Regions from separate parts of the Homo sapiens genome. Here region 2 is linked to region 1. Evidence: read pairs that join two places in POLR2A ChIA-PET (ENCODE). Cell type or tissue: A673. All regions are shown on one strand. Each heading gives the region's core, and the rest is flanking DNA. Links, peaks and the distances in the headings are about the cores only. Region 1 overlaps ARHGAP35 (Rho GTPase activating protein 35). Region 2 overlaps SAE1 (SUMO1 activating enzyme subunit 1).

Evidence for each region. ChIA-PET counts read pairs that join two places held together with the same protein. Peaks named below come from ENCODE experiments on the same cell type or tissue, not always from the same donor. Only the 100,000 strongest peaks of a DNase experiment are listed, where the experiment ranks them.
Region 2: POLR2A ChIA-PET joins it to region 1 with 22 read pairs; 1 of 35 experiments calls an interaction of 5 or more read pairs at or near these places.

What each region holds. Positions count from the first base shown.
Region 1 is chr19:47,002,323-47,011,280 of GRCh38, forward strand. It overlaps ARHGAP35 (Rho GTPase activating protein 35), which reads left to right. Exons shown (of 7, transcript NM_004491.5): 7 at 1-2,755. Among named protein-coding and RNA genes, the nearest start is that of NPAS1, 13 kb to the right of the region's middle. RefSeq lists enhancers at 139-884, 885-1,631, 3,105-3,683. In A673, for the core only: no CTCF peak of the experiment used is centred there; a DNase peak (open chromatin) is centred at 3,729.
Region 2 is chr19:47,144,974-47,153,931 of GRCh38, forward strand. SAE1 (SUMO1 activating enzyme subunit 1) reads left to right here. Exons shown (of 9, transcript NM_005500.3): 3 at 5,229-5,402; 4 at 7,925-8,067. Among named protein-coding and RNA genes, the nearest start is that of SAE1, 19 kb to the left of the region's middle. In A673, for the core only: a CTCF peak has its summit at 4,710 (motif pointing right); a DNase peak (open chromatin) is centred at 4,718.

The DNA.
Region 1 (8,958 bases), core at 1,562-6,561:
CGGCTCCCGAGCTCCCTCTGGGGACGGCTGGCTCACTGTCTCCAGTTCTCAATGGCCAACGAAGGTGCTTGGAAACACCTAACCTTGCAAGTTTTACCGCCTTTTGAGGAACACAAATCGGAGAACAAACCCAGGGTTCAGGCGTGTTTTCTGTGAATGTTGGATGATGAATTTTTGTCTCTTCTGGTGGAGCTGTGCCTGGCCCTGTAGGCCCAGGGTTGGCTGGAAGGTGACATCTGTGTTTCGTTTTAGCTGAGGTTGGCAGAAACGTTCCCAAACTCCCCCAGCCCTGGACCCCAGCAGATGAGGAAACGGCCCCATTTACTGACCCCGCCCCCTTTTCGAGGTTATGCTCACCTGGTCAGCTCCTCACGTAATTGGGGGTGGAGGGAAAGCATGGTGGTGCCCTGGGCCGTCCCTGTGTGAACGCAGGCAAAAGCAGCCCAGTCCCCCTCACTGCTTGAGCTAACACTGCCACCTCTTTTGTGTGAGCACAAAAGCCACGTCCCAAGCCACCTGGCCCGATTCCACAGATGTATGTGCGGCCAGTGACTTCCCCAGGAGTGTGGAGGGGGTGGTGAGGAGGAGCACCTGGGCTCTCTACCCCTCTCCTCACAGAAGTACCTGAAACTAGGTCTGGGGCACTCCCAATGCAGCGCCTTGTCAGCCAAGGTGGGCAGGCAGGGACTGTGGCAGCTTATGTCCAAAGGGAGCCCCCATGCACAGGAAGCCACAGGGTTCCTCTTGTTTCCCCCGCTAACTTCAGCCTCTCATCTGCTGCTCCGGGCTGAGGGACTAGAGGACATCTCGGTCGTTTGAGGGGCATGGCCAGTCGTGGCAGGCCGGCCTTCAGCGTCCGGTCAGGGAAGCGTGCAGCCCAAATGGGCACTTGCATGGGAGCCACAGAGGAGCGTCCCTGGGGATTGTTGGGACCATGCTGCCCCCACTCCCGCTTTTGTTGGGGCTCTAAGTTCTGGAAGGTGTGTGCACAGAGGGTGCTCATGGGACTCGCATGCAGCTCTCAGCACTGGGTGGGAGGGCGTTGGCTTGTCCAGAATGGGGACGTGGGGCAGCCACCCCTGCCCAGCGAGAGCGCAGACACCGTGTGAGGGGACAGCAGCCCTTGGTGCAAAGCCAGAGACTGATCCTGGCTCTGACGGCTGAAGAGGGAAGACCCAAGGCTGGGTGGCGTGGCTCGTGAATCCACTTAGAATTCTTGGCTTGTGTCGCATACTGGGTGTCACGGCACACATTTACTCTGCATTGTCCCCGTCTTTCCCATCGCCTAGCGTTTGGGGAGGAACAGGGAGAGAGCTTCGGGGCGTCTGTCTCCGTGCTCTCCTGCCTCCACCGCCTTGGTTTTGCTTCCTGCTGGAGGCAGGGCACCTGCTGCGACCCAGATTCTTCTGCAGGATGTGTCTGTCTTTGTCACGGTGGACAGAGGGTGACATCATAGGAGCAGCTCGCTGGCCAGAAGGGGATGGGGGCATCCCTGTGCCTCACTCAGCTCCTGCTGCTCTTAGGGAAAGGAGGCCTGGGTCAAGCCAGCATCCCCTTGGTAAAGACCCCCGCAGGCCACCAGGCATTCTGGACACGCACACACACACACACACACACACACACACACAAAACTTCACAGCAGGCCAGCTGCAGTGACTTGTCATCAAGAGTCACCTCAGCTGCGCCCCCCTCCCATCCTTTCCTATGAGAAGCCACTGCTTTGGGGGCGCCGGCTAGAAAAAGTAGGGTGCGGTGGCCAGGAGGGCCCCTGCCGCGCGGGGGGCTGGGTCTGGTTGAGTCGCTGCTTTCCCGAGGGCAGCGCAGGGATCCGGGGAAGCTGCGGCAGGGAGCGGGCGCCGGCTTCGTGGCTCTGAGGTGTAACGGGGGTGGGCTCCCTCCCTCGGAGGACATCGTCTGTGTCCAGGTCAGAAAGTGGCCCAGGAAGGGGGCAGTTTCTGTCGCGGGTCCGGTGGGGGCGCGGCCGCGGTGCGGTCGGTGCAGCGTGGCCAATGCGCGGCGCGCGCGGGGGACAGAGCAGGAGGCGGTCTGTCACCTCGGCCACTGCTGACCTGGGCTGGCCTCCCCCAGCCCTCCCGTGGCGGAGCCGGCAGCGATGCTACAGGCCTAAGTTATTGTTTGCATAAAAAGAATCATGTTCCCTGTGTACATTTAAGAAAAAAACAAAAAAACGGAAATGTCAGAATTGTATGGAAATAAAACTTGTTTGAAAATTTGGAATAGTGCTGCTGCCAGCTTATTTTTCTGGTACTTGTATTTTCACATGTTAAATGATCTTTATATATGTTGAATTAACAAATATTTTGAGTTTCTGAGAAAAAACAAAACATATTAATGGTATTGAAATGTGTTAGTAGTCTGGCTGTGTGCCCAAAATTCTGTTTCGCAGCAAAAGTGAAGACCTGTATGTAAAGAAAGTATAACAATTATTTCTTTGTATTTTAGGGGCTTTAACCGGAACATCGTCTAGCTGGTGTTAGGAATGTTTGCTTAATTTCCAGACTTTTTTTTAAAAACACATCGTGGGTTTTTTGAGGCTCCAACCTGATTAGTGCATGGTCAGCCCTCAATGAAGGCTGAGGCATCTCTGACTGAGGTGTTTTTGTTTGGTTTTGTTTTTTAAAATCATGTATTTGCTACAAAGTATTGTACTTGTCTCAATGGGAATGGTGTAAAAAACAAAAGGCCTTATGTGATCTGTATCATAGTTAATAAATGAATCTTGTAAAAAACCAAACCTGAGAGAAGTGAAGGGGGGCCTCCTCCTTACCGGGCCAGTGCAGCACACACCAGGGTTTCACAGGCTTAGGCGCCCGGGGGGGGAAGCAGGAGGCTCCCACAGGAGAGGCCTCGGCCAGCACGAGCCCCCCCTCCCGGCTCTCACCTGCTTTCCTCTCCAGCACAGCTTCCCAGAAGGCCGCGTCATTCCTGTGGTTTCTCAGCATCACCTAAAGTGCCTCCCACAAACCCCCATGGCCGCAGGAGCTGCAGGCAGGCGTGGGGAGGGGATGCCAGAGGTGCCGCTCCTGACCTTCCTTCCCACTCCCCTCCGGCCTGAGGCCACGCGGGTGGTACCGGGAGTCAGATGCCCCTGTTCACTTCCTGGGTGAGTTCCAGGGGCAGGGTCATGAGCAGGCTTGTGGCCAGGAGGTGGCCGACCTCAGACCCTTCTCAAGGGAGGGGTCAGGGCTGAAGTTCTGAGAGGGGAGAGCCTAAGGTCACACTCACTCCCTGGTGCTGGCCCTGGGGTCAGAGACCCAGGCTCTATGCCAGAGTTAGCCACCGTCACCACCGTCATCCAGGACAGCACCTCCAGGGACGGAGGTGGGCTGCTTCCCAAAGAAGCCTTGCCACCAAAAACACCTCCTCTCTGCTCACCCCCTAAAAAACTCTCGTTAGGAATATCTTCCTCTTTCCAGTCTCCCAGGCTCAAGTTTGCTCTATCCTTGGCCCCCTCCTTACTTACCCCTGACTGCTTCTAAGATCCCAAATGTCACTTGAGCGTGACTCTGCTGTTCCCTCTGCCTCCATTCTAGCCTAGACCTGAATTCAAGCTCACTAGACTCTGATAGACACCCCCACACACTGAATGGCCCCCCTGCCCTCAATATTCATGGCAGAAGAGTGAACTATTCAGCATACAAGATGCATCCTTCCCTGCCTGTGCCCATAGCAGACATGGCTAGCTGATCACCGCACTCTGCCACACCCCTCTCCAGGCAGCCACTGCCAATCAATAGGGGCTGGCACCAGAGATGACGTCTGTTTGCCACTGCCTCAGCCAGGCAGGCAAACAAACGGAGATGCCTACTGACCATAGCCCAGGCTCCTTGGCATCCATGCAGAACCCCACGCTCTGTCTGGATCCATCCTGCTCTTCTCTCCCACTCCTCTAACCCAACTCCCCAACATCAGTCAAAATTAGTCTTTTTTTTTTTTTTTTTTTTTTTTTTTTTTTTTGACAGAGTTTTGCTCTTGTTGCCCAGGCTGGAGTGCAGTGGCTCGATCTAGGCTCACTACAACCTCCGCCTCCCCGGTTCAAGGGATTTTCCTGCCTCAGCCTCCTGAGTAGCTGGGATTACAGGCATGCACCACCACACCTGGCTAATTTTATATTTTTAGTAGAGACGGGATTTCTCCATGTTGGCCAGGCTGGTCTCGAACTCCTGGCCTCAGGTGATCCGCCCACCTCAGCCTCCCAAAGTGCTGGGATTAGAGGCGTGAGCCACCTCGCCTGGCCGAGTCTCATTCTTTTGAGTGCAGCTGGCTGCTTTCTGCTTCCAGATCCTTGCTTTGAGCACTTCCCTCTGCCTGAAATTCCTTCCATCCACCCTTCCCCAAACCTCTAGCCTGCCCATCAGATCCTACCCTGTTCTTCAAAGCCAGTCTTTCTCCAGAAACATCCCTGACCCTCTCCACTCACGGATTCACCCTGCAGCTGGGATTTACCTGCTGGGGGTTTATGTCACTCCCCGTGAGCGCTCCAGGGTTTCTCCTTTGTTTTTTTGAATTAAATCTCTACATCCTCCTGGTGTGCAGTTGGTACTCAATGTGTGCTGACAGAAACCTGTCTTCTCTATTTTTTTTTTTCCTTTTCTTAGTCTGTTGTCCAGGCTGGAATGCAGTGGCACAAACACGGCTCACTTCAGCCTTGAACTCGCAGGCTGAAGCAATCCTCCCACCTCAGCCTCCAAGTAGCTGGGACTACAGAGGCACATGCTACCACATCTGGCTTTTTTTTTTTTTTTTTTTTTTTTTTCAGAGATGGGATCTCGCTCTATTGCTCAAGCTGGTCTTGAGCTCCTGGGTTCAAGCGATCCTCCTGCCTCGACCTCCCAAAGCACTGGGATGACAGGCATGAGCCACCATGCCCGGCCTGTTCCTCCCTTCTTTGGGCAAAGGCTGAGCCATCTGGGGGCCCCGCTCTGTGCTAAGCTGGGTTGAGGGAGAGACCAGAACCAGATAGGCAGTGGGCTCTGGGTGCTGACTGGCCAAGGAGTGTCTTTTTTTTTTTTTTAGACGGAGTCTCCCTCTGTTGCCCAGGCTGGAGTGTGATGGCGCGATCTCGGATCACTGCAACCTCTGCCTCCTGGATTCAAGTGATTCTCCTGCCTCAGCCTCCCGAGTAGCTGGGATTACAGGTGCCGCCACCATGCCCAGCTAATTTTTGTATTTTTAGTAGAGATGGGGTTTCACCATGTTAGCCAGGATGGTCTTGATCTCTTGACCTCGTGATCCACCCGCCTCGGCCTCCCAAAACGCTGGGATTACAGGATTACAGGCATGAGCCTCCATGCCCGGACTTTTTTTTTTTTTTTTTTTTTTTTTTTTTTGAGACAAAGTCCTGCTCTGTCGCCCAGGCTGGAGTGCAGTGGTGTGATCTCAGCTTACTGCAGCCTCCACCTCCCGGGTTCAAGCAATCCTTCCACCTCAGCCTCCCAAAGCACTGGGAGGGCAGGCGTGAGCCCCTGTGCTCAGCCTTCTCTCGCTCTTGCTCTTCAAGACTTGTGTGCTTTCTAAACACGAGCCTCACAACCACCAGCACCCACGTTGAGAGCTTTGGGGGGCAGCTTCGCGGCTCCCAGATAGGCCACCCCAGGAGGCCCAACAAGATGCCTTATGCGTGGTAAGCCTTCATTCGGTTTTTCGAACGCGGTGGTCTCAACCTTGCCCTTGACCTGCCCCATCTGTAAACCACCCTCTCCCACGTGACTCCAGCCTAGACCTCCGCTGCAAGCAAAACATCATATCCACCTGTCTATGACACTCTACTTGGGGACTCCACTGTGACACACCCACAGCCAAACTCCTGACCCTTTCTCCAAACAGGTCCATTCCCCAGGATCCCCCCCTCAAGCCAGAGAGAGACCCTGGGGGCCCCCTTGGGGTGTCTCTCTCCCTTCCAGTCAACCAGGTACAACTCCCAGTTCCATTTTGCCTTCCAGCACACTCCCCTTCCTGCTCCCTGCACCCCAGCCCTGTCTGATCTCACCAAGACATCTGCCCTCCATGCTCACCCACTCCCATCTCCATGAGGGCAGATCAGATCTCACATCTAGCCATGTGTCTCCTCCCGTAACATCCTCCAGGGATCTCCAATGCCCTTAGAGGAAGCCTGAACTCTTCCACAGGGTCCCACCCCCGACCCCGCCCACCTCCCAGGAGCCTTTCCTTGCACTCTGGTCCAGATACTCCAACTCCCCTGGGGCCTGCCCACCTCGGGCATTTTGCAGTATTGTCCCCTCCTCCTCCAAGACTGTCCTCCCTTGAGGCCATCCCACCTTGCTAACTTTCTCCTGGTCCTTCAGATTTCAGCTCCTCAGACTCCTCCACAGGGAAAGCCCTCCCTGACTCCCCCAGCCAAGATGGGTCTCTTTGCTTTCAGATGAGATCGAGTGGGTTCAGGGTGTATGGCCGTAGACTCTCCGTGCTTTCAAAGGAAAAAAATAAGTTCTTTCAGAGTACTTTCTGAGCTGAGCATGGTGGCTCATACTTGTCATCATAGTGCTGTGGGAGGCCAAGAGAGGAGGATCACCTGAGCCCAGGAATTCAAGAACAGCCTGTTCAACAAAGTTAGACCTTGTCTCTACAAAACATTTCTTTTTTTAATTAGCAGCTTGGGGCCAGGTGCAGTGGATCACGCCTGTAATCCCAGGACTTTGAGAGGCCGAGGCGGGCAGATCACCTGAGATCGGGAGTTCAAGACACAGCCTGAGCAACATGAAGAAACCCCGTCTCTACTAAAAATACAAAATTAGGAGCTCTCCCTCTCCGTCTCCCTCTCCCTCTCCCCACGGTCTCCCTCTCCCTCTCTTTCCACGGTCTCCCTCTGATGCCGAGCCGAAGCTGGACAGTACTGCTGCCATCTCAGCTCACTGCAACCTCCCTGCCTGATTCTCCTGACTCAGCCTGCGGAGTGCCTGCGATTGCAGGCTCGCGCCGCCACGCCTGACTGGTTTTGGTGGAGACGGGGTTTCGCTGTGTTGGCCGGGCCGGTCTCCAGCCCCTAACCGCAAGTGATCCGCCAGCCTCGGCCTCCCAAGGTGCCGGGATTGCAGACGGAGTCTCATTCACTCAGTGCTCAATGGTGCCCAGGCTGGAGTGCAGTGGCGTGATCTCGGCTCGCTACAGCCTCCACCTCCCAGCCGCCTGCCTTGGCCTCCCAAAGTGCCGAGATTGCAGCCTCTGCCCGGCTGCCACCCCGTCTGGGAAGTGAGGAGCGTCTCTGCCTGGCCGCCCATCGTCTGGGATGTGAGGAGCCCCTCTGCCTGGCTGCCCAGTCTGGAAAGTGAGGAGCGTCTCCGCCCGGCCGCCATCCCACCTAGGAAGTGAGGAGCACCTCTTCCCGGCCGCCATCACATCTAGGAAGTGAGGAGCGTCTCTGCCCGGCCGCCCATCGTCTGAGATGTGGGGAGCGCCTCTGCCCCGCCGCCCCGTCTGGGATGTGAGGAGCACCTCTGCCCGGCTGCGACCCGGTCTGGGAGGTGAGGAGCATCTCTGCCCGGCCGCCCCGTCTGAGAAGTGAGGAGCCCCTCCGCCCGGCAGCCGCCCCGTCTGAGAAGTGAGGAGCCTCTCCGCCCGACAGCCACCCAGTCTGGGAAGTGAGGAGCGTCTCCGCCCGGCAGCCACCCCGTCCGGGAGGGAGGTGGGGGGGTCAGCACCCCGCCCGGCCAGCCGCCCCGTCCGGGAGGTGAGGGGCGCCTCTGCCCGGCCGCCCCTACTGGGAAGTGAGGAGCCCCTCTGCCCGGCCACCACCCTGTCTGGGAGGTGTGCCCAACAGCTCATTGAGAACGGGCCAGGATGACAATGGCGGTTTTGTGGAATAGAAAGGCGGGAAAGGTGGGGAAAAGATTGAGAAATCGGATGGTTGCCGTGTCTGTGTAGAAAGAAGTAGACATGGGAGACTTTTCATTTTGTTTTGTACTAAGAAAACTTCTTCTGCTGTGGGATCCTGTTGATCTGTGACCTTACCCCCAACCCTGTGCTCTCTGAAACATCTGCTGTGTCCACTCAGGGTTAAATGGATTAAGGGCGGTGCAAGATGTGCTTTGTTAAACAGATGCTTGAAGGCAGCATGCTCGTTAAGAGTCATCACCACTCCCTAATCTCAAGTACCCAGGGACACAAACACTGCGGAAGGCCGCAGGGTCCTCTGCCTAGGAAAACCAGAGACCTTTGTTCACTTGTTTATCTGCTGACCTTCCCTCCACTATTGTCCTATGACCCTGCCAAATCCCCCTCTGTGAGAAACACCCGAGAATTATCAATAAAAAATAAATAAATTAAAAAAAAAAAATACAAAATTAGCCAGGCGTGGTGGCGCATGCCTGTAATCCCAGCTACTCGGGAGGCTGAGGTGGGAGGATCACTTGAACTCAGGAAGTTCAAGGTTGCAGTGAGCCAAGATCGTACCACTGCACTCCAGCCTGGGCAACAGAGCCAGACCCTGTCTAAAAAAAAGAAAGAAAAAAAAAGTACTTTTCTCGGTGTGTTATTCATTCAGGCTGGGGCACACAGACATTAAACAAATCCCTGCCCGGAGCTGACATCCTAGTGGAAGGAACACAGTAAACAAATGAATGTGGCCATTATTTAGGCAGGACCGAGGAGTTAACGAGGATTCAGTTGTTGGGAGCACTTGCCTCAGTTGCAAAACTTAACAGAACACGAAAGAGACTTCAGTCATCAACATAAAAATATTTCAGCACAATGTTTTCAAAAAGCAAAGTTGCTGTTAGCCTAATACTGCTCTAAAAAAAAAATGTCAGCCACGCGTGGTGGCTCATGCCTGTAATCCCAGCACTTTGGGAAGCCTAGGCAGGCGGATCACAAGGTCAAGAGATCAAGACCATCCTGGCCAACATGGTGAAACCCCGTCTGTACTAAAAATACAAAAATTAGCTGGGCGTAGTGGTGTGCGCCTGTAGTCCCAGCTACTCG
Region 2 (8,958 bases), core at 2,579-7,578, 140 kb after region 1:
GGCACGCACCACCACGCCTGGCTAAGTTTTGTTTTGTTTTTTTTTTGAGACGGAGTTTAGCTCTTGTTGCCCAGGCTGGAGTGCAATGGCGTGATCTTGGCTCACTGCAACCTCTGCCTCCCAGGTTCAAGCAATTCTCCTGCCTCAATCTCCCGAGTAGCTGGGATTACAGGCATGCAACACCATGCCTGGCTAATTTAACGTTTTTAGTAGAGACCGGGTTTCTCCATGTTGGTCAAGCTGGTCTTGAACTCCGACCTCAGGTGATCCTCCCACCTCGGCCTCCCAAAGTGCTGGGATTGCAGGCGTGAGCCACCGCACCCGGCCATGCCTGGCTAAGTTTTGTTATTTTTAGTAGAGATGGGGTTTCACCATATTGGCCAGGTTGGTCTCGAACTCCTGACCTCAGGTGATCCGCTGGCCTCGGCCTCCCAAAGTGCGGTGATTACAGGTGTGAGCTACCATCCCCTGCTGACATAATGCTGTTTGATTAATATTATAATGGTAGAGCCCAACTCCAATGTAGCTTTCTCTGACCAGGCTCATCTTCAAGGTGAAAATAAGTGCTGCTCTCTCTACATTCCCATGCCTCAGTGACATTTTATTTATTTTATTTATTTATTTTGAGACAAAGACTTACTCTGTCGCCCAGGCTGGAGTACAGTGACACAACCTCAGCTCACTGCAACCTCTGCCTCCCGGGTTCAAGCACTTCTCCTGCCTCAGCTTCCCTAGTAGCTGGGATTACATAATTACTTCATCTGGTTGTAAGAATCCAACATTGGAGGCCAATCACAGAACAGTGCGATTCTGACACCACAGGTGTGAGGCCACTGCACCCATCTTAGAGCGTATTATGTAGTTTACATTCAACAAGCATCTGAGAGCACCTACTGGGTGCCCTGAAGTCTGCTAGGTGCTGGTGATAGAAAGATGCTCACGGTTTGGTTCCCATTCTCAAGGTTTTTTTTTTTTTTTTTTTCCGGAAACCATAGCAGGCTCCCTGACTGAGGTTGTGGTACATGAAAGATTTCCTGGAGTCCTGATCTGAGCTAAGTCTTAAAGAACAAGGAGGGTTGTCAAGATAAGAGCCTGTGTTTTAGGCAGGGGACATAGCAGTGTCACAAAGGCACCCTACAGTGTGGTAGAAATGGAAGCTAAAAGTAGTTTGGTGTTTTTAGAGTGTGAGACCCAAAGTGGTGGGTAGGGACAGGTTGCTGGTGAAGTCCAAGTCAGGAGGGGCTCCTAGGAAGCCCCACTGTAAGCTTTTACTTAATCCTCTGGGTGGTGCAGACTCACTGAAGAGTTTCAAATGACAGGAAGGGTGACATGGTTAGCTTTGGGCTTTATGTGTAGATCAGTAATTACTGTATAAACTATGGTTGGCACAAAATACAGGGCAGAAGACCACTTAGAAGGCAGTTTTTAGTAGTTTAGGTGAGAGGTGAAAGTGGCCTTGCTGATAGGGATGGCAGGAAGCACACAGATGTGAGAAATAGATTTAGGTGGTAGAATTGGGAGGTCTGTGTATGGGAGCTTAAGGAAAGCCAGGAATAACCAGAGCAGCTGACACTGAAGGGGCTAGGCACTGTTCTCAGAGCTGCAGTTGTATTATCTCATTGAGTCCTCACAACACATCTGAGATCAAGGACCCATTACCATCCCTGTTTTACAGATGGGAAAACTGAGTAAAAGGAAGAAAAGTACTGGCCCATCCAAGGCCCCAGTAGTTAGTGGTACGGCCGGGACCCAGGCATCTGACTCCAGAGCCCATGTTCTCAGCCACCTCACTATGGACCACTCTCATGGAAATAGCAAGGATATGAAGATGAGGCTTCTGGCTTGAGTGACTGGGTGGGTGGCTGGTGGACTCCGGAGACAGCACACAGAAGCAGGCAGACATGTAGGGTTTATGGATATCTGAGAGAAAACGGCTGGTGGGCAGTACAGTAGAGAAGACTCAGGTGGATCAGGAAGAAATCTGCACCAGAAAGAGTGATTTGAAAAATAACAGCAGATTTTGGTAGAAACTGAAAGAGGCATTGAGTTGGTTTATGGAGCTATACAGAGTGGAAAGATAAGTAATTCTGAGATGGAAGCTTGGGGACAGCCACACCTAAGAGGGCCCAAATTGAGACTAGAATGTGTAGCACGAGAGGAGAGCAAAGCAAGGAAGGTGTGATCTGTGGACTGATAGTGATGAAATGATAATTGTATGTGTATGGGTTTTTTTTTTTTTTTTTTTTTTTTTTTTGAGGCAGTCTCACTGTTACCCTTGCCGGAATGCAGTGGGCATGATCATGGCTCACTGTAGCCTTAACTTCCTGGGCTCAGGGTATTCTCCCACTTAAGCCTCCCAGTAGTTGGGACTACAGGTGCACGCCACCACACCTGGCTAATTTTTTGTATTTTTTGTAGAGACTGGGTTTCATGATTGTTGCTCAGGCTGGTCTTGAACTTTCTGGGCTCAATTATATGTTTTTTTTGTTTGTTTTTTTGAGATGGAGTCTCACTTGTCGCCCAGGCCGGAGTGCAGTGGTGAGATCTTGGCTCACTGCAACCTCCGCCTCCTGGGTTCAAGTGATTCTCCTGTCTCAGCCTCCCAAGTAGCTAGGATTACAGGCGTGTGCCACCACACCCGGCTAATTTTTGTATTTTTAGTAGAGATGGGGTTTCACCATGTTGGCTAGGCTGGTCTCGAACTTCTGACCTCAAGTGATCCACCCACCTCAGCCTCCCAAGCTGCTGGGTTTACAGGTGTGAGCCACCGTGCCCAGCCTCAACTGTATTTTTTTTTTTTTTTGAGACAGAGTCTCGCTCTGTTGCCCAGGCTGGAGTGCAGTGGCGCGATCTTGGCTCACTGCAAGCTCTGCCTCCCGGGTTCACACCATTCTCCTGCCTCAGCCTCCCTAGTAGCTGGGACTACAGGCGCCCACCACCACGCCTGGCTAATTTTTTTGTATTTTTTAGTAGAGATGGGGTTTCACCGTATTAGCCAGGATGGTCTCGATCTCCTGACCTCGTGATCTGCCTGCCTTGGCCTCCCAAAGTGCTGGGATTACAGGCGTGAGCCACCACGCGTGGCCCTCAACTGTACGTTTTTATCCATGTCCTCGTTTTATATGGGATTCCCACATTCTTGCTGAGGTTCACACAGTTGTTGAGCCAGGATTTGAATCAAAGATTGAATCCAGCCTGAATTATTTCAGAGCCTTACTGTTAACCATTGTGTGGTACAGCTTCTCAGCACATAATGAGATCCCTGAAGAAGCAGGATGGAATGGGTCAAGGATACAGGGTTAGCCTAGAATGGGAAGTGGGCCAGCTCATTTTCTTGGAGGAGAAGGTAGTAAGATAGAGAGTGTGCTGTGGATGGTTGGTAGGAGGTGTTGAGGGGAGATTACTTCTGTTGTACCTAGTCTTGGTGAAGGTGGCAAGGTTATTTGCAGAGATTAATGGTTAAATTAGATGTTTGATGTGTGAAGAAATACTTTGAGAGCAGTATGGAATCTGTAATCTTACTGGTGGCTATTAGGGGATTATATTATCCTGTCTTTGAGGCTCTGCTCTGCTGATGTTCAGCCTTAGGGGTGAAATAATTCCTCTGTTCCAGTCCCCACTCATCTCTCCACCTCTCTGAGTTCTTTTTTTTTTTTTTTGAGACAGAGTCTCACTCTGTTGCCCAGGCTGGAGTGCAGTGGCACGACCTGGGCTCAATGCAGCGTCTGCCTCCCAGGTTCAAGCGATTCTCCTGCCTCAGCCTCCCGAGTAGCTGGAATTACAGGCGTGTGCCACCACGTCCGGCTAATTTTGTATTTTTAGTAGAGATGGGGTTTCACCATGTTGGTCAGGCTGGTTTTGAACTCTGGACCTCAGGTGATCTGCCTGCCTCGGCCTCCCAAAGTGCTGGGATTACAAGCGTGAGCCACCGCACCTGGCCATAGTCTATCTATGTTTTTTAAAAGTTCATTTCAAGCATTCTTAATTGTGTCTGATTTTTGCACAAGTTTGATTTTTTTTTTAAGTTTTCTCATGAGGTTGCAATTTTTGTTGTTTTTTGAGAGAGGGCCTCTCTGTGTTGTCCAGGCTAGTCTTGAGCTCCTGGCCTCAAGCAGTGATCCTCCTGCTTTGGCGTCCCAAATTGCTGGGATTACAGATGTGAGCTACTGTGCCAGGCTGCACTGGTCTACTTTTTTTTTTTTTTTTTTTTTTTTTGAGACGGAGTCTTGCTCTGTTGCCCAGGCTGGAGTACAGTGGTGCAATCGCAGCTCACTGCAACCTCCGCCTCCCCTGTTGAAGTGATTCTCCTGCCTCAGCCTCCTGGGTAGCTGGGATTACAGGCACACACCACCACACCTGGCTTATTTTTGTATTTTTAGTAGAGATGGCATTTCACCATGTTGGCCAGGTTGGTCTCAAACTCCTGACCTCAGGTGATCCTCCTGCCTCGGCCTCCCAAAGTGCTGGGATTACAGGTGTGAGCCACCGTGCCCTGCCCACACTGGTCTAGTTTTAAACCACTGGAAGACAGAGATTTAATCCTTTAAACTACTTGTGTATTTCCCCAAATGCTTATAGTTGGGCACATGCTAAGTATTTAGTCAATTCTTGCCACTGTTAATCAGTCATTTGTTAGCAGTTACAAATTTGCATAGAAGAAGAAAGCATGGATTTTTTTGTTGACAGTGAATTTTCTTTATAAACACAAGGGGGTGCTCTTTAACCATCAATGACCAGTTTAAAAAAAGTTTAAAGTCATTTTAAAGCCTTAGAAGGAAGCCTGCATAAGGCAAATTGCTACAGGAACAGTAATACATTTTAGGGCTGTGCACAGTGTTTCATGCCTGTAATCTCAGCACTTTGGGAGGCTGAGGCAGGCGGATCACGAGGTCAAGAGATTGAGACCATCCTGGCAAACGTGGTGAAACCCTGTCTCTACTAAAAATACAAAAATTAGCTGTTGTGGTGGTGCGTGCTTGTAGTCCCAGCTACTTGGGAGGCTGAGGCAGGAGGAGAATCATTTGAACCCAGGAGGCGGAGGTTGCAATGAGCCGAGATCATGCCACTGCACTCCAGCCTGGTGACAGAGCAAGACTGTCTCAAAAAAAAAAAAAAAAAAAAATTTAGGTGGTAGGTATTTTAGCTATCCTTTAAAATTTAAAGATTCTTTTTAAGATTTATTTTCCCTAAAAATACAAGACTTAAAAAAATATGTGTATTATTCCTAGGTAACTCCAGAAGATCCCGGAGCTCAGTTCTTGATTCGTACTGGGTCTGTTGGCCGAAATAGGGCTGAAGCCTCTTTGGAGCGAGCTCAGAATCTCAACCCCATGGTGGATGTGAAGGTGGACACTGAGGATATAGAGAAGAAACCAGAGTCATTTTTCACTCAATTCGATGCTGTAAGTTTCTTATTATAAAATCTGCTGTGGGAATTAAACAAATTAAGGTGCTAGTTGTATATACTTTCAAATCCCAAAGCAATCTGAGAGCATTCAAATATCAAATTCTGAGCTTTTTCCCAAGAAAATGTATAAGCTGTTCTATTGTTTAGGCTTAGTATATTGTGTGAATGTGTTGCTAGAGAGGTCCAGTCTGTTGCATCTGCTGTAGTTGTTGGTGACTTGCTGTCTGCTGGCTTCTTCTCTGGGCATATGTTCCCTCAGCCAGGTTTCGTCTTTGGTGTTTTGTCTTCCTTCCAGAATCTTTGCACATAACTTTAATCCATGTTATTGCAAATGTTTTCTTCCGAAAACTTAACAAGTTGGTGATTAATTTCTGTGGCAGCGGCATTTTTTTGTTAGAAATATCAAACTACAGCTTGTGTTTTGTCTTAAGAAAAGCACACCTGATCTTGATCTATGTCTGTCTGTCTGTTTCTCACAGTCACATTGACCATGTTGCCATGGATAACTAGAGAAAAATCACTGTAGTCGTAAGTCAAATGAGGCATATCCAGCCTCATTTAGTTTCACTGCCAAATCTATGCGGAGGTGAAAGGATAAATTCTTTGTCAATATCTGCAACCTTTCAGACATAGTTCCCTGCATTCTGGAAAAGCTTAACAAATCTTGATAAATGTGAAATAGTCATAGATGAGCTACTAGTTTTTTAAATGAAAGGCCCCAGTATGTTACATGAGAGGTTAGAATTTGGGTTGGGTAGTTTTTTTTTTTTGCACCTTTTTTTATTTGAGATGGAGTTTTGCTCTTGTCGCCCAGGCTGGAGTGCAATTGTGCGATCTTGGCTCATGGCAACCTCTGCCTCCTGGGTTCAAGTGATTCTCCTGCCTCAGCCTCCCAAGTAGCTAGGATTACAGGCACTCACCACCATGCTGGGCTAATTTTTTGTATTTTTAGTAGAGATGGGGTTTCACCATGTTGGTCAGGCTGGTCTTGAACCCCTGACCTCAGGTAATCCACCTGCCTCGGCCTCCCAAAGTGGTGGGATTACAGGTGTGAGCCACTGCACCTGGCCTGTTTTTTACACTTTTCTTTCTTTCTTTCTTTCTTTTTTGAGATGGAGTCTCACTCTGTCGCCCAGGCTGGAGTGCAGTGGCATGATCTTGGCTCACTGCAACCTCCGCCTCCCTGGTTTAAGCAGTTTTCTGCCTCAGCCTCCCGTTTTTACACTTTTCTATTTCATATGTGCATCTGTTCAAATATGGGCTTGGAAGGATGGATCATCTGTGCATTTGTCCTGTTTTCTTTTTCCTAGTCCCTTCTATTTTTTAACTTGAGGTATTGGGACACTTTCCATTTGGACATAAGTCTTCATTTTCTTATCTGTAGTAACCACATTTATTTTATGCCAGGTGTCCCTTGAACTTGTAGAGTTAGAGGGTTTGTTAAAACTGAAGTGTGAGGCCAGTTGATTGTGTAATGCGTGTGCATGGGGCCATGTTGACCGCCTTGCAGGCCGTGTTTGGCTGGTCCTTGCAGGTTTTATAGTTACTTTAGACTCTGCAGGGTTCCATTTGATCAATTGGTTGCATGTTCACCTGTGGATTTCTTACTTTTTAGATGGGATTTTTCCTTGGGTGGCTGCATTCTTTGAAACACCAAAGGAACACATTTCTCTGTGAGTGTTATTTCGGTATTCAGGCTGCTAGACAACAGCAAAGAGGGTCTATCAAGTGAAAATGTCCTTTTGTTCAGGAGAAAGCATGTGCAATTTGGAAGTTGTCTTTTGACCATGATCACAAAGCTTCTCCCGAAAAGATGGTATTTTGTGCAGTAGAACTTAGCCATTTCCAATACCTCAACTTACTGGAATACAACCTGGAGGCCCCAGAGCAACACTGATAATTCCACTGAGTGGATCACCAGTTCATTGTCTAAGCCTGAATGGAAGGTCACTTGGTCTGTAACCTTTTCTTTTGTCCTTAAATTCAGATAAAGTTTCACACCGCAATCTGTGGAAAAATGATCTCAACAGGACTTGTTTATCTTCTTTATCTTAACATATCAATCAAAAGGAGGGGGGTAAAAAGCCCTTGTATTTAAACATGACCTTTGGGTCAATTTAAAAAACTGGTTTTGCTTGTCCCTGTAGCTTATTTGGATTTTAATAGATTTAGCAGTATAGAAACAACTTGCTAAGTTATTTTTTTTATGAGAACTATGAAATGTGTATATGTTCGTGGATTACAGAAAACATTTGTTGAATGGCTTTTACTTTTTAGCTAAACACATTTTATTTTGGCTGCAGAACGTGACGGTCTCATAACTTATATTTTCTACACATTGAAACCTGCAACTTTTCTTTTGTCTTCTAGCCATAGGGCCCAAAGAACCTGTTGTACCAGTTTGAAACATGCTTTGAGCATGCCCAGAGAGACTGTTCATTAAGATTTATTTAGACATCAGGGCAGTGATTCACAGTTTGCAAAACTCAAACCCAGCCAATTTCTTTCTTTCTGCAGGTGTGTCTGACTTGCTGCTCCAGGGATGTCATAGTTAAAGTTGACCAGATCTGTCACAAAAATAGCATCAAGTTCTTTACAGGAGATGTTTTTGGCTACCATGGATACACATTTGCCAATCTAGGAGAGCATGAGTTTGTAGAGTAAGTGTTGGGAGAGGAGGGGAGAACATAACATTTTCTCCTTTTTATACTTTTTTTTTTTAAATTATGTATTTATTTATGTGTAGAGACAGGATCTATGCTATGTTGTTCAAGCTGGTCTTGAACTCCTGGGCTCAAGTGATCCTCCCACCTTGGCCTCCCAAAGTGCTGGGATTATAGGCATGATCCACTGCGCCTGGTCTGCTGACATGTTTTCAAGTTGAGAGATAGTAAAATGATTACAAAATAGTTGGGCGATTCTGGAGGCATATTCAACCAAAGTCTACCTTGGAAAAGGTGTCCAATATCCAGAGAGACTCCTCTGGTAGAACAAACAGACCTCATCCTCTCATTTTGAACACTGAGGCTGCAGAACTTGGTAATTCTTACATGACAGGACTTGCCGTGTTTTGACTTTGTAGTCTCTAGGTGAAAGATGGCAGATGATACATTATTGTAAAACTATATGAGTTAGGTATTTTGGCTGCAGTTTCTGACCACCCCCTCCAAAACCCTCCAACTTGCTAATTGAGAGGGAAAGACAGGCTCTGTGAGATAGGAGCTTCCTACCAAGAGACTGAGAACTCTTCTCTTGTTCAGCCTCTCAGGCAAGTCACTGAAATTTCTCTGGTCTCCAAGTTTCTTGCCTGTAAAATCAAGATGGGGGAAGGACAGTCATGTTCCAGACATCTCCTAACTCTAGTGTTTTATGGCTTTAGGATAATCTAGTTCTTTGGGCATATTATTATTATTATTATTTTATTTTTTGAGACGGAGTTTTGCTGTTGTTGCCCAGGCTGGAGTGCAATGGCACCATCTCAGTTCAGAACAATCTCTGCCTCCTGGGTTCAAGCCATTCTCCTGCCTCAGCCTCCGGAGTAGCTGAGATTA